2 separate regions of the Homo sapiens genome follow, and region 2 is linked to region 1. A link is a loop called in an ENCODE intact Hi-C map of the cell type or tissue named here. Cell type or tissue: mammary epithelial cell. All regions are shown on one strand. Links, peaks and the distances in the headings refer to the core of each region. The heading gives the core; the rest is flanking DNA.

Region 1 (8,337 bases), core at 280-8,279:
GTACCATTACCAGGCAGCCTTGCAAAACATCAATTAACATGACAGACATGGCCCTTTTTCTTTGGAATTGATGCTTTTTTAGTGCATTTTTAAGACCATGCATTTAATCTTGAATTATGTGTTAAAAATGTGAGATGAGGATAAAAGTAATTCCAAATAAGAAACACATAATAACAGCAATGCAACTAGCATTGAGGCCTACTGTATGCCAAACGCTGTGCCAAAGCCACTACCATTATTACCTCATTTGATACAACAACCCTATGAGGTCAGTTCTATCACTTTGGTCCCTACATTGCAGATGAAGAGACCGAGGCACAGAGGCGAAGTAACTTGTCCATGTCCCAGAGCTGTAAATTAATGCTCAGTAATGAGCAGAATAGCGTCCTGGTCCATGTAAGCACTTAATGCACTTGTACTCGGCTTTGGAAAGAATGGAGAGACTGCAGTGTATACAAACATCCCAGGAAAACCTCATTCATTTGGACCATTTCCGTCTAGATTTTATTATAATTTGAAAGGAGCCTAGGGTCGTGTTCTCTCTTTTTTTTTTTTTTTTTTTCTGCTTGCGGGGAAAAGCTAAGCAAATAGTACAAACAAAGTAAAAATATTTTTGTGGGGCGTTTTAGAATTTAGACGAGATAGGGTGCATTCAGGATAGTATGACCGTAGACACATTTTAGTATTTATAAAGCATTTTCCTACCCAGGAGTTAACTTTATCTTCACAATACCCCTGAGAAGTAGTTAGAACTGGTCATCTTAGTCCCAGTCTACAGGTGAACTCTGAGAATCTTTCTAAAGAAGAATTTCTAACTAGTAAAGAGAACAAATGATCTTTAGGGACTCGAAAGTAAACTACCCACAATAGCTGAGATGTGAAAACAATAAATGAATGGATAAACTAAATCTAGTATGTACATACAATGAAATATTATTCAGCCTTAAAAAGGAATGAAATTCTGGTAAGTGCTACAATATGATGAATGTTGAAGACATGATGCCAAGTAAAATAAGTCAGACACAAAAGGACGGTATTGTATGATTCCACTTATATGGAACACCTAGACTAGACAAATTTATACATACAGAAGTAGAGTAGAGGTACCGGGGGCTGGAGGGAGAGAGGAGTGGGGAGTTCTCGTTTGATTAGAATTCAATGAACAATTTAATTGGTGATGAATTGAAGGGATGCTGAACAAGCTCTAGGAATGGGTAGTGATGGTTGCACAACGTTGTGAATGTACTTAATGCCTCTGAATTGTGCACTTAAAAATGGTTAAAAGGTGGCTCACGCCTGTAGTCCCAGGATTTTGGGAGGCTGACATGGGTGGATCGCTTGAGCCCAGGAGTTTGAGACCAGCCTGAGCAGCATAGTGAAACCCCATCTCTCCAAAAAATAAAAAAAATTAGCTGGGTGTCGGGGCACATGCCTGTAGTCCCAGCTTCGTGGGAGGCTGAGGTGGGAGGATTGATTGAGCCCTAGAGGGTGAGGCTGCGATGAACGGTGATCACACCACTGCACTCTAGCTTCAGTAACAGAGGAAATTCTGTCTCCAAAAAAAAAAAAGTTAAAATGGTAAATTATGTGTTATGCATATTTTACTACAATGAAAAATTTTAAGAAAAAAAAGGTAACCCACATAGCAATCCCCATGCTTATCCAAGTCTTTCTTTAAAAGCAGACTCCTGGGTACTTATTAAAGCAGAAGCAGTCTTAACCCAGGCCTGCACTTGAAAGCAAGAAAACATCATGCCTTTAAAAAATAGCTCACGAGCGTGTGTTTTCACTAAACACAGGAGGCTGGTATTCCCCTCAGGTATTCCAAGTGAGCAAGATATGGCTGGTAGAGGGGAGAATTGGGAGGTGAGTCACCGGTTTGGCAGGTGACGTCACCATGAGGTGACCGTCTGCGTGGTGTGCCTTCCAACTCCCACGTCTCCCATTTTCTCCACTCAGGGGCGGCCAGGTCACCAGCTGGCTCAGCTGGAAGTCTATCTGTTCTGGTGTGATGTTTAGTGAGAAACATTCCTCTTTATGACTCAGTGACTCAATATCCCAACAGATGGGTTCAGGAAGGCTCCAGCAGCTAAAGCCAACTCCGAGGTCGAAACCTGGATAGCCAAGGAGGAGATGAAAGACATAAACCCTTGGGAAGGGAGAGGAGAGAGCTCGTTTTCTGTTTGTTGGAATGCTAAATATCTAAGAAGTAATGGGATGATTTAGGATAATAATTATTATCCTAAGACAACTTAGGAGACTGGCACACGGAAGAGGATAGTAAATATTTATTGAATGAAATATTCATTGATTATTATTTCAGAGGTATTCAGCTGCAAGAACAATCCCAAACTATGAGTGAAAAACACAGATTCTCGGGCGGGCACAGTGCCTCACGCCTGTAATCCCAGCACTTTGGGAGGCCAAAGTGGGTGGGTCACTTGAGGTCAAGAGTTCGAGACCAGCCTGGCCAACATGGTGAAACCCTGTCTCTGCTAAAAATACAAAATTAGCCAGGTGTGGTGGCACAGGCCTGTAATCCCAGATACTCAGGAGGCTGAAGCAGGAGAATCGCTTGAACCCAGGAGGCAGAGGTTGCAGTGAGCCGAGATTGTGCCACTATACTCCAGCGTGGGTGACAAAAGGGAAACTCCATCTCAAAAAAAAAAAAAAGAAAAAGAAAAATGTATATTCTTACTTATGTCTCACCAACTCTAGTTTTCTCAAAGGGGCACCAGAAATGGAGCTTGATATATTTTCATGGAATTGACACAGGTTTGATACGGACAACTATGATACTGACACAAAGAATCATGATGTTTATGCAGGTAATGAGATCATTAACAAGTAGTAATGTGAAGGGATTGTCTTGGACATGTTTGTACACTCATCCAGCAATTGTTAGCAGAGGTACCATATCTATATAAGATGAAAGGAAATGAGAAAGAGAAAGTATTTGCTTTATTTGTTTTTCCTTTTTTCTCTTTAGGCTCTATACTGTTGAGTCAATCTGGGATGGTTTAAGGTACATGAGCCTCGGTATCAGGCAAGCCTCAAATTAGTCAGTGAGGACTCTTAGTTGCAAGACAGAAACTGGATTCAAATTAGCTACAGGGGGAAAAAAAAGATCCAGCTGATGGCTTCAGGCATAGCTGTTTCCAGGTGCCCAAATGCTAGTGTTAGAGATTTGTTGTTTTTTTAATCTTTCAGCTCTGCCTGCCTATAAGATGACAAGGAATTGTCCCAGTAGCTCTAGTCTTACCTTTTGTGAGCTTAACAACCTCATTAGAAAGAGATCTTTCTTCTCAACAAAAATATCAGGATTAACCCTGGCCAGCCTGGCTTGAGTCACATATTCCTCCCTAGACCTGGAGATGGTGTTAAAGCCATAAGATGATGTTTCCAGAATAAAAAGGAATGGTTGCTGGGCAGGCAAAAACAATGGGTGTCACTCCCTCTGTGCAAATGTATGCCTGTGGGAGAGAGGGTTTATAGTTTATGTGGCACTTTCCTGATTTGTCACTACCTAGTGAGTCAGTCTGATGTGGTGGAATACGAGCGCTCTGGACTCAACAGGCCTGAGTCAAAATGTCGGCTCTTCATTAGCTGTGTGGCCTTGGGCAACTTACTTAAAAGTAACCGTGCGGGTAACTAGCATGTTTTGAGCGCTCGGCATGTGCTAGGTGTTACATATATTAATCTCGTTACTCCACAGCTCTGCAAAAGAGTTATTTTCTCCTTCTTATAGATGAGGAAGCTGAAGATCAGACAGATTAAGTGACCTCCTCAAGGTCACTAAGCTAGCTAGGGACACTCCAACCCAGGGTGCTCTGACTCAAGGCAGCCTCTCTGACCTTCCCTCTCCATGCCTGAAAAATGGACATGACATGGAGAAGAAGAAAGTGGCAGAAGAGGAGGAAAAGGAAAAATACTGAAACAGTGAAACGCCCACAACATATTAGCTATGCAATCAATCTAGTTCCCTTCATCCGTTCTTCCACTCACTTCTTTTCTTACTTTCCTCCATCTTTTTCTTTCTTTGGGCACTTCAAAAGGTCCTAGCTTTCTCCTTCCTTCCTTCCCTTCCTTCCTTCTTTCTTTCCTTCCTTCCTTTTTTTCCTTCTCTTTCTTCCCCCCACCTGCCCTTTTTTTTTGGACAGGGACTCACTCCGTCATCCAGGCTGTAGTGCAGTGGCGCGATCTCAGCTCACTGCAACCTCCACTTCCCATGTTCAAGCGATTCTCCTGCCTCAGCCTCCCGAACAGCTGGGATTACAGGCGCCCTCCACCGTGACTGGCTAATTTTTGTATTTTTAGTAGAGACAGGGTTTCACCATGTTGGCCAGGCTGGTCTTGAACTCCTGACCTCAAATGATATGCCCGCCTCAGCCTCCCAAAGTGGTGGGATTACAGGCTTGAGCCACTGCACCCGGCCCATTTTTTCCCCCTCTTTTTGAAGTCCTTACCTGGTCCAAGGTGGTATTTCTGAATCATAACAGGATAAACACTGGGGCTCTAGTCATTTTTAAAGCACTCACCCTCATAAGCATGACTGCCACCCCTAGAGGAACCCCCGGCCATGGCCCCTACATCAGCACTCCGGCTTGACCAAGATCATGTTCTAGCTCACTGGGAAGGGGGAAACCAAGGTACTTGGGATTCCTCCCACTCCAATTCATGCCTCTGTACCCATCAGTCTCTGCGTGAAGTTTTCCTAATCTGTTTAACTCATGTGCCAGCTCTGACTGAGGTGGGGCAGTGGCAGGGGCACCCTTTTCTCTCCACACTGTTTTGGCTTCAGCCCTCACCTGACCTTTGTTTCACCCCCTCCTGCCTACTTGGGGAGCCTGCCCAAGCCCTGATGAAAGGCGAGGGAAGTGAGCGCCAGGCTGAGCCATGGGGTTTGGAGATAAGCACCTTCCATTTTGGACATGTCGGAACTAGAAATCAAGAGGAACTGGCACTCCAAAGGGAGAGTCAGGCTTCTTCCAGATGCTGGGCTGGTGGTGGTGGGGGTCCCCTCGGCAGACGCAAGGGTAGGACTTCACAACATAGTCTTGCTGGGTGAGGAACTTGCCGAGGGTGAGCAAACAGAGAACCTCTAACTCCTTAATGATTTTTATAGAATGTTCTGGCCTTGGGAACAGGAAGTCCTCCTAAGTGACAGAGCCACCACTTCACCCACACCTTGTACAATGTGTGAGCGTGTGCAGGTCATTCTCCACATGGCCACATGCCCTGTTTGGTGTGGGAGCCGCACCCCATGCCCAGGCCCCTCAGGCCGCTCCACATGGGTTCCCCCACCCAGGTGGGCACTGCAGTTGGGCTCAGGGTCTTCCCTCTTGGGGTAGCATCCCTGGTAGCAGAAACTGCCTCCTCTTCACCCCATCCTCAACGTAGGGCACAACATTCAGAAAGTCCGAGTCCAGGAAGGCTTTTGTGAGATAAAGGGGGAGCTGTGGCCAGAGAGGAAAGGGGGCATGGTGATGAGTTCACACTTATTAAATACCATCAGCCCCGAGAAAGAGTATGAATAATCCCCATTCTAGAGATGGGAAAACTGAGACTAGAGTTAGTTAACAGGAAGATGCGGTGTCTACCAACAGAACAATTTCATTTTATGGACTTGAGTCCCTCCCAAGATGCCTGGCCCCTGAACATTCTGACTTCCTCACCCGGTTCTTCTTAAACTACAATGCGCCCACAAATTCCCTTGTTCAAAGGCAAATTCTGATTCAGCAGTTCTTGGGCGGGGCCCGAGATCCTGCCATCTGACAAGCTCCGGGGCTGCTAGTCTGAGACAACACTTTGAACAGCCAGCGAGGCTCCAGGTTGAGGCTGTCTTTCTGATGAACTTACGACAGCACGCGCTTCCACTCCTCACACAGGCAGCGGGGCTGGGTGGTCTAGAGTCGCGCTATCCTAATTGAGATGTGCTGTGAGTGTGAAATACACACCAGATTTTGAAGATGTTGTAAGAACAAAAGAACATAACATATCTCATTAATAATTCTTTATATGAATTACATGTTGAAATAATATTTGAGGTAAAATCAAATAGATTTTTTAAAAATCTATTTTAACCGTGTCTTTTTTCTTTTCTAATGTGGCTACTAGAAAATGTAAAATCATGCATGTGGCTTGTATTTTTTTTTTTTTTTGAGACAGGGTCTCACTGTCACCCAGGCTAGAGTGCAGTAGCATGGTCATTGCTCTCTGCAGCCTCAATATTCTGGAGTCAAAGGATCCTCCCTCCCATCTCAGTCTCCTGAGTCGCTGGGACTACAGGCACTCACCACCATGCTTGGCAAATTTTTTTATATTTTGTGGAGATGGGGTCTCCCTATGTTACCCACGCTGGTCTCCGACTCCTGAGCTCAAGTGATCCTCCTGTCTCAGTCTCCCCACGTGCTGGGATTACAGGCATGAGCCTCCAGGCATGAGCCTCCAGGCCTGGCCACATTATATTTTTAGTGAACAGCTCTGGTTTAGAGCAGTGGTTCTGAACCAGGCAGGGGTAATGCTGGCACTCCAGGGATATTTGGCAATGTCTGAAATGTTTTTGGCTTGGTTGCCATAAGTAGTGGGGTTGCTACTGGCATGTAATGGGTAGAGGCCAGAGATAGTGCTAAACATTCCATAGTGTCCAGGACACCCCCTTATCACCAAGAATGTATCCAGCCCCAAATGTCAGTAGTGCCAAGGTTGAGAAAGTCTCATCTAGAAACATCGCCACCATCTCTGAGATTATTTTATTGACTTCTTAATTTGTCCAATGCCTTCACCCCTCTACTAGAACACGAGCTGCATGAAATCAGGGACTTGCCTGCCTGTAGCTGCCAGAACAGTGCGTGGCACAAGGCAGCATTCTGTAGTACACATTAAATGTCCCTCTATCCACTTGAGCCCACCAAGTGGTTCGAATTCGCCCATGCAAACTGGCACAGGCCCACCAGCCAAGGGCCTCAGAACACAGTGAGACCACTCCACTCTGAAATCAAGCTAAGACAAGACAAAATCTAAATCCACAGGTCTTGACAGGTTGTCCTCACAACTGCACATTAATCAATCTCTCCACAGGCAGGCATTAACCCCAGGGAGCAGAGATAGGAATTGCCTCTGAAGGCTTGTTAGGCCTCTGTGCACAGCTTGGCCCAGCCCAGCCCTGGCAGGCCTTTCATCCCGGGCGGGGCCACCTACCAAGCTGCCACAGACCAAGCTTCGTTCGTTTCCAGTGATTTTATTCACCACCCAGTGGTGGTTTCAAAGGGCTGGCTCCAGCCCATCTGATCTGCTGCCTTTTCTGAGTTGCTGGGCCCTGTGTGGAGCCTAGAGCTGGGCTTTCTAAGGGAGAGTTGTCTCCTAGCCCTCTCCTTTCGCAAGCCGGTGGGTGGGGTTAGGGTGAGGCCAAAAGAATAACTTGGGTCCACCCAGGGTGTGGGAGGGAATGGAATCAGGGCAGATTAATTTCTCTTGTTGAGATAACTCTTTAATCGTCAATATAAAGTCTTGAAAGCCACTGTTCTAGGCCTTCTCCCTTTCCCTCTTGTCTCTCCCTGGGGTGCGGCCCTCTCCTGGTAGGAGTCCAGAGACCTGGGTTTGGCCCCAGAGCTGGGCTGTGTGACCTAGGGTAAGGGAAGAAAGCCCTTCTGAGCTTTTTAAATTTCTACTATTATTATTATTTTTGAGACAGAGTCTCGCTCTGCTGCCAAGCTAGACTGCACTGGCGCGAACTCGGCTGACTGCAACCTCCATCTCCCGGGTTCAAGCAATTCTCCTGCTTCAGCTTCCTGAGGAGCTGGAACTACAGGCGCGTGCCACCATGCCCAACTGATTTTTGTATTTTTAGTAGAGATGGAATTTCACCATCTTGGCCAGGATGGTCTCGATCTCTTGACCTCGTGATCCACCTGCCTCAGCCTTCCAAAGTGCTGGGATTACAGGCGTAAGCCACTGCACCCGGCCTCTGAGCTTTCTTTTAAATGGAGTAGGGGAGAGAGGAGTAGGAGTTATACTGATCTTTAAATCTTTTAGCATTTCAATCTTGCCTCTAGTCTTTAAAATAAAGCCCGAGCCCCTTAGCGTGACCCAACTTCTCTCCTGTCCACCTTCCTGCCTCCCAGTCGGCAGTCCAGCTCCTTGCCCCATATGGTGAATACATCCCACTTCAGCCGCAGTGGCCTATCTTCAGTTTTGTTAAAGTGCCTTGCTCTCTTTTACCTTCTAGTCTTTGGACTTGTCATTCTGCTCTTCCACGGAGTTTTCTAGGGTAATGCTTAAATCTATGTATGGTAGATCACATGACATCTGTTCACTGTGTGCCCTTGGGCAAGTTAC
Region 2 (8,337 bases), core at 304-8,303, 110 kb after region 1:
CCCATATGTATCTGAACATAATCACATCCCTCATCTCACCCTGCAATAGAAGGAGTGCTCCTTTACCATGCACTCACCTGAGGATGTGCAGTCTGTATTCCTCTTTAAGTGCTGGGCCATGTTTACACTGTATATGTGCACTCCCCCTTCCAAACCTGGTATAGAGTGTCTGGATGCTCTCCCCTTCCTTACTTCAAACCTCAGCTTGGATATCACTTCTTCTGGGAAGGCTTCTTTGACCATGCTAAGATGGGGCGGGGGTCAGGGCTGCCACATTGCACAGCTGCAGGGGACATCATTCAGCAAAGTCTCAGGATACAAAATCAATGTGCAAAAGTCATAAGCATTCTTATACACCAATAACAGACAAACAGAGAGCCAAATCATGAGTGAACTCCCATTCACAATTGCTTCAAAGAGAATAAAATACCTAAGAATCCAACTTATAAGGGATATGAAGGACCTCTTCAAGGAGAACTACAAACCACTGCTCAGCGAAATAAAAAAGGACACAAACAAATGGAAGAACATTCCATGGAAGGGCATTGTGTTTCAAGTGAATCCTGACCCCTCTGGTGTTAGGCCATGGAGCAGCCCTCTCACAGTGCTACCTCTGCCTTGGTAGCACTCTGGGTTTACCTCTTCCAGGGACTTCACTGCTGGATTGTAATTGCCTGTTTCCTTGTCTACCTCTCTCAAGGGCAGGGACTATATCATAGAACACTGAAGTTTACGCAGATGGTGTGCTCAGTAAAAGCTACTAAAGGATTGAAAGTGTTGTTGAGTTGGGTGGCCCTGGGTCCAGCATTTCCTGAGGGGTGGCCCCGATCAGCCGGTTGCTGTGGTCTTGTTTTGGAAGAGGGCGCTACTAAACCCATATAGAGGGCTTCCTATTTCTTGTTGCTTATGAATATCACCTACTGCCTGGCCCCGGGGCCTTGTGTACTTTCTCAGAGAATGGGACCACGTTGGGAGCTAGAATGGGAGAAAGAGGGGCTGAATAAATCCAGGCATCCCAGCCCTCTTACAACCCCTTCTCTTTAATGAGAGAGACTTGTAAGTCCTAAGTCCAATTTTTAGTGACAGACGATTCTCTAATCAAGAAGGTCTGACTTAATATTTATTTATTTAATGAGCATATAAATATATACGGAAGTATCAAAAAATCATTGAAATCAAAAAAGTTGGTTCTGCTTTGTGGAAAACAAATCCTTCTGCTGTAGTATATTTTTCCATTAAAAAAAAAAGTTGATTTTCAGAGTCCTGCCAACAACATTCTAAATGTAAGTGCTAGATTTGCAAATAGGCTTATATTCATATTTAGAGAATATGCATATTCAGAGACTTATTATTCAGGAAATATTTGGTTATCTTCAGACTAAGTAAAACTTATGGCTAAAAATAAGAGGGGTAACATATAAATAGTGGGGAAAGTTAGGGAGCATGAACAGCAGCCATGGCAAGAATAGAATTGAGAGGAAGAGGTACAGAGAACTGCGTGTTATTTTTCTGTTTTGGTTTTTGTCTTCACCACTACCTAAAATTCCATTCCATTCCATTCTATTCAATGTAACAAACATTAGCTGGGTGCCTGGCACGCAGAAGATCTGAAAATGCAATTTTTGCCCCCATGTTCTTAGAGCTGGATGGGCAAGATACAATGGAATAAGGTTGCCTCTCTGACATCCTCTCCTCCACCATGATGTAGCCACTCTGTAGTTATGGGGTTGGACTTCAGTTCCATGGGTAGCACTGACTGGTGTAAACCTGTCAAGGTAGCCCTACTCCCTGCCAGCAATTGGTTCAGATACCCAGGCTCAAGCCTGGCATGGCACTCCTTAGGCAACAGTGGCTGGTTCAGGAATGGTGTGTGACTCTGTTTAGGCCAAGGAGATAAAAGGGAGTTTTCTGAGGATTCCAGAGAAAGTTTCCTGGCTACAAAAATAGAGAATAGACAGTAGAGTATTCTTCTTATAGTCCCTTTTGGGCAGGGATAGGAGGCCCTGAACCATTGCATCCTCTTGCTGTTTGTCTCAGGATAAACATCGTAAACACAAATCAGTAGAGTCAATAAAATCACAGAGAAATAGATCAAGAACTCTGATCCAACTTTGCTTGAACCTGCACTACTCCTTAACTCTTAGTTCCATGAGTCAGTAGATCTTTTTTCTCGTTAAGGCGGTTTGAATTGGCTTTTCTCATTCTAACTGATGCAAGTGATAAGCGCACTGGTACCTGCAATGCTTGTCAGGAGATGGATGACACATAATAGAAAGATTACCCAGGAAAACAAAGCAAGGTCTAGCGGGGATGAGATCCCGTACCTAGGAGTAATAGAATGCAAATAATAAAAATATTGTTATTTGAAAGTTAAACTGGGCCCACAAATATGAATTAATATCTAACAAAACAAATAGCAAACATTAAATAAGAGAAACCTAAGTTGGAAATGAATCATAGAATTTGAGAGTTAGACAAGATCTCAAAGCTTAGATAGGAAAACCCCTAGATTTCCTGTACAGAAATAGGTTCTGAGAGGTTAAGTAACTTGTTGAAAATCACACAGCTAAGTCAAGCGAGGCTGAGGACCCGGCTTTCTTGAATTCCAAATGGGGTTCTTTCTGCTGCATTACATAGTTTCCTCTCTGAAGATATAAAATGAAATAGGAAAATGGTATTTCTAAATGTCAGCATAGGAAGAAGAGTGAGGAAAATACTGCATTTTTATTTAACGGGGATTTGGGAGGCTCATAATAGAAATTTTGGATGTTTTGTTTTTAAATAAGACTGTGGCCTTTACTAAAAGGTTGAGCATATGCTACAGCATGGAACCACCTGGGGTAGCACTGTTGCTAAGCGCCCCACCAAAAGCAAGGCAGGGCTGGTTCAACCCATGCTCACCCCAAACTTGTGACCTGACTCCAGCTGTTCATTAGCTGGCTGTTGCTAAATTTAGACTCTGTACATTCTTTACAAGATCAAAAGTCAATCCATAAGGAGTCAGACCAATAGCGTATTCCACCTGCTGTCCACCCCAACACTGGCACTGTTTTTCTCACTTTCTTCTTCTACGTATTAAGTGAGGTAGGAAATTCCAACTGAACCACAGTGCTAAAACAGCAGTAAAACAGATCTCCAAGAACTGGATTCTGTCTCAGGTGTTCTATTTTAATTGCTCTAAGATCTTTAAACACATTGTTTTATCTCTGAGCCTCCATTTCCTTGTGTATTAAATAACAAATGCCCTGCCTCCCTTCAGGGTTGCTGTGAAGATCAAAAGAACTAATGATTGTGAAAGCAGTAGGCGAATTCTACAGCCCTGTGATCTAACTTCAGGCCCCTCAGTTTAAAGACAAGGGAGCCCCAAGCTACTGACGAGTTTCCTTAGGCCGCCCAGTCTCCTAGTGACAGGTAGAACTACCCCTTCCTAAGAATGAAGTGACAACCTCCAGGACAGAGATTCATAATTACATTCAAAACAGCCACAAGATTTGCTAGATCTATTCAATAGCTGCCTTACGAAGCTATATGTGAATGTGGGACTCTATTCCCTCTTTTTTAGTGATGCTCCAGATGTAATAAAACATTATACACAATGTCAAGAGAGATTGCTGCGAACAATCTAGCCCAATGATGTCCATTTCAAAAACAGTTTCCAGTGCTATTTTGCTTTCTGGCTAGTGAAAAAAGAATTCTCAAAGAACAAAAGGGAATTTTAACAAAGGAAATGGAATTATTCCTTGTGAACATGCATTCATATTACAGCCATTCAATAAATTGTCCTGTTCTTTAGAGCTTTTATAAATTCTCTTTTACCCTGAATTTGAGAGCCCTGCAACTTGAATACTTGAGGGATTGATTCACACTTACAGTCTCCAGGGTTAACAGTTTAAACAAGTGACACCTCTGCTTCACTAAAAAGGACTCTGAGATCTCACGGTCTATCATATTAGCATTCTTTCTACACTTTATGTATTTGTCTGTTTGTGGCTTTCCATAGAGGGAATTGAAGCAGCTTATACAAATATAGGCTCTGCTTAAGAATAAAATAAACTGAAATGAGTTTGAGGAAAGAAAAAAAATATGGCTAAGAAAATATAGGCTGGGTACAGTGGATCACGCCTGTAATCCCAGCTATTTGGGAGGCTGAAGCGGGAGAATTACTTGAGGCCAGGAGTTTGAGACCAGCCTGGACAACATAGTGAGACCTTGTCTCTAGAACAAACAAAAAATTAAAATTAGCTGGGCAGGGTAGCGTGTGCATGTAGTCCCAGCTACTCAAGAGACTGAAATGGGAGGATGGCTTGAGCCCACGAGGCCACGGCTGCAGTGAGCTATAGTCACCCACTGCACTGCAGCCTGGGAGACAGAGTGAGACCCTGTCTCAAAAAATAAGTAAAAAAGAAAATATGATGGTTTGCTAGATAGATATATGTATATGCATATTTGAATATGTGTGTGTGTGTGTGTATACATATACATACATACCCAATAGCCCAATTCACTTGCAAGCAGTAGAGGATTAAAAAAGACTAAGCCTCCTCACAGCCAGTGCAAAGACAAGTCATTGCTACCTGGTGATTGGCGTTTGGCTTATAGTCAGCAGCCTACGCTGGGCTAGAGAGAAGGGGTGGAAAGCAAGCTTGGCTTATAGCCAGTGCTGTGTATGCAGCCATATAGTGAATGCCTTCATTTGCACCCTGAACTCTGAATAGTCACTTTTAAAACATCCATCTGTCATCCATCTAGTGAGGTCAGGAGAGTGGCTGCTTAACTTCTGGGGTGAGTAATTCATCTACAGATTCACCTACCCCAAGCAAAGTGGGTAATATTTAAATTCAAAGCCTGCATTTGTTCTACAGAAACCACTTGCAGAGTCCGCTGCCTTGGTAATGTATTGCCCTAGGCAACTGCTTGTTCTGACTCTGTTCTTTTCCCAGCTGGAGTCATTGTTTGGACTTATTTGTATGAGTTAATGCTTCTTGGGTACCCAGAAACCTATTCCCAGAGCTCACTCATTAGTCAAGTTGGTTTTTTTCACTAATCAATTATGTTCTCTTTAAACTAGCTAATCTGAAGTAAAGCAAGTTAACTAATTTGGAGAAGGGTGTTTAAATCATTGTAATATAATGTTTTCATGAAAAGTGCTTCTGTGAATGAGAGTCAGGTTGTGTATGTGGATGATCCAAGAGGTCCTGGAATTTGAAGACTGGGTCCTTAGCTTGTGTTCCCACCTAGACATTTTCTTTCTTTCTTTCTTTTTCTTTTCCTTTTTTTTTTTTGAAACAAGGTCTTGCTCTGTCACTCAGCCTGGAGTGCTGTGGCGAGATCTCTGCTTACTGCAGCATATACCTCCCAAGCTCAAGCTATCCTACTACCTCAGAGTCCTGAGTAGCTGGGACTACAGGTGTGCACCACCACGCCAGGCTAATTTTTTTAATTTTTTGTAGAGATAGGGTCCCACTATGTTGCCCAGGCTGGTCTTGAACTCCTGGGCAAAAGCAGTTCTCCTGCCTCAGCCTCCCAAAGTGCCGGGAATACAGGTGTGAGCCAACATACCCAGCCCTCACCTAGACTTTCTTCCCTCTTCACGTGTTCTTCTTTGACAGCTGTGTCACAGAAACCGCTTCTACCCTTGTTGAAAGAAGAAACTGTGAAATGCCAGGACAATAGGTGTGCAGGGGGTGGTGAACTTGACATACATGAAATAGTTAAAGAATGGGCAGGACCGGTCGGGCAGCTTGACTCGGCAGTGTGTATAATCATTACTTTGTGATCATTTTTATAGTCGCCATCTGCTTACTAATAATGTTTTTAAAACAGGACCTTAATTCAACCTCTAGAGATTGCTTGTGTTAAATTATTTGGTCTATCTCACAACTGGTGAGAACTTTTCAAAGAAAATTTTTTAATTCATTTACACAGACTTGAATGTTTAAATTAGAGGAACATATCATCACTTTTATTTTAGTCACAGTTTCCTTCTCTTGTTTTGATGTGCTGTTTGACTTTTTGCCTTGCCAACCCAGATTCAACTGTCTTCAAAATATCTTCAGCTATCATTTAAAAAATCAGCTTTCTTTTCTTTAGATAATTCTGCAACATGAAGAATTAAAACAATATTGTCTAGCTGTGCTGTTGACTCTTGCGCAATCTTCAGGAAGCTAAATCATTTTCATGTGGCTGCTTAGGTTTTAGAGCAAGGTTCCCATAAGCATGTGCTCTTTTTTGGAGAATGAATGATGATAACTCTGTCTGTTTTTCTTTCCTATTCTTCGTGATATAGAAAATATAAGCTGTACAGAGGATATAAATTACTAAGAGTCTATATGCCTTTAAAAATGCATCTCCTAGTCAAAAGGTTTGTATAATTTTTGTTGAACAGTACAGTTTAGGAAAAGAAACTATAAATCTATAAAACTGATATCTATCAAAATATTTTCTATGAGTTCTAATTTTTTCTTGTCCATCTGTTGCCACAAACTTACAAATGAGAAATAGCAATTATTATGAAAGCACAAAAACCAAAGAGTGCTTCCTTCCAGTTTTGGAATAGGTTATATTATTTTGTATGTCTTCATCTAAGGATGTAAAATATCATTGGAAACCTCAATGACTCTATGAGGTAGATAATTTTGTATTGTTTTACAGATAAAGATAATGACATATTAAGAGGTTAATTAAGTCCTGGGATCATATTGTCACACCCAAAGGTGGATTTTAAAGTTCAAATTCAAGGATCAGAAGTACAATTGGCCACCAAACCACTTCAATAGGAATTTCCAGATTCTGACACCAAGGCTACATTTGACCTGAGGATCTGAAGTTTGACTGGCCAAAATTTTTCTCCATCTCTCCTGTCTTCCCTCCATTTAATCAAATACACTGTAGAATGAAAAATAGGTTTTGTAGCTGTCTTGCTCTCCCAAAGCTTTCATCTGTAAAACAGAGATTATAATACTAATGCTTATCTCACAGAGTCATTTTGAGGAGGAAATAATAACATGTAAAGACTTTATTATACGCCCAGTAACTTAGTAAGTACTGGACAGTCAGCCCTCCATATCCCCAAGTCTGCATCCAAGGACTCAACCAACCTCGAGTAGAAAATATTCAAAAAAATACAGATAAAAAATACAAATAAAAAACAGTGCAATATAACCCTATTTACATTGTATTAGGTATTATAAGATTACTTATAATTTAGAGATGATTTAAAGTATACGGGAAGATGTACATAGGTTACATGCAAACACTATGCCATTTTATAAAAGAAACTTTAGCATCTTGGATTTTGGTATCCATGAGGGGGTCCTGGAACCAATCCCCATGGATGCTAAGAGATCACTAGAAATGTTAACTACTATTATCATAATGATCAGCAAATAAAAGAATGAAATGAAGGGCGTCAAAACCTCTTACTTGCAGAAGGTTAAAAGAATGCTTGCTAGCTGGTGGGTGTGGGGATGAATGCTTATAGTACCAGCTACTCAGGAGGCTAAGGTAGGAGGATTGCTTGAGCCCAGAAACTTGAGGCCAGCCTGGGCAACATAGTGAGAAAGTGTCTACTTTTTTTTCCAAAAGACTGGAAGGAAGAGAAGACTCTTCTGTAGACATACAAACCTTGCAGCAGAAATTCTATCGATACTATTATTTTTATCTACCTACCTATTACCTAGCTAATATCTGTATATCAATTATCTGTTATTATCTATTTTCTACCTGTTATTATTATTGTTTATTACCCTATTATCCAAGAATAAAGTTTTTATCCTGTAATTGTCCCATTTACCCATGGCCAATTGACAAGGACCAAAGACTTTATCACAGAGATAACAGAAGAAACACTGAAGTGGTAGCCAGCAACCACTTATGAAATTGCCAATATTTGATGTCATTTTAACTAAATAAGCAGCAATTTCATATGATTCAGCCTAATAGACCTTGAATCCAGATACATCCAGGCAAAGGATTCAAAACCAAATCAAACAGTCTATTTTCTACTGTTTCTTCTCACTTATTTCCAAAATGTGAAACAACCATATAGTAAAAAACAATAGAATAGGAAATAGTGATTCACCAGAGCTGTTGGAAGTTTAGAAAGTATTGATATAATTAATTCAATACAATTTCAGTTGGTTGCTTTTCCATTTTCAAAAGCCATTTTAGATGTAGGAAATGACATTTTCTAAATATAAAATATAAGTAAATATCACATTATTTTTTAAAAAAAATTATAGCTATTTCTAGCATGAAAGCCCATTCTCTCTCTCTCTCTCTCTCTCTCTCTCTCTCTCTCTCTCTCTCTCTCTGTTGTTAAGACAGGGTCTCACTCTG

Evidence for each region. Peaks named below come from ENCODE experiments on the same cell type or tissue, not always from the same donor. Only the 100,000 strongest peaks of a DNase experiment are listed, where the experiment ranks them.
Region 2: a loop joins it to region 1, with 2.9 times the contacts of the local background. A loop is called at or near these places in 5 of 110 quality-filtered maps.

Annotation. Positions count from the first base shown.
Region 1 is chr3:5,017,081-5,025,417 of GRCh38, reverse strand. No RefSeq gene overlaps it. Among named protein-coding and RNA genes, the nearest start is that of BHLHE40-AS1, 41 kb to the right of the region's middle. RefSeq lists enhancers at 1,682-2,051, 1,499-2,698 and a cis regulatory region at 3,391-3,589. In mammary epithelial cell, for the core only: CTCF peaks have their summits at 3,366 and 7,258; DNase peaks (open chromatin) are centred at 1,927, 3,057, 3,477 and 7,267; H3K27ac peaks cover 6,252 bases.
Region 2 is chr3:4,902,821-4,911,157 of GRCh38, reverse strand. The region is part of intron 1 of BHLHE40-AS1 (BHLHE40 antisense RNA 1); the gene reads left to right. Among named protein-coding and RNA genes, the nearest start is that of BHLHE40, 72 kb to the left of the region's middle. RefSeq lists enhancers at 4,524-4,663, 4,301-5,006. In mammary epithelial cell, for the core only: no CTCF peak of the experiment used is centred there; DNase peaks (open chromatin) are centred at 4,787 and 5,697; H3K27ac peaks cover 1,194 bases.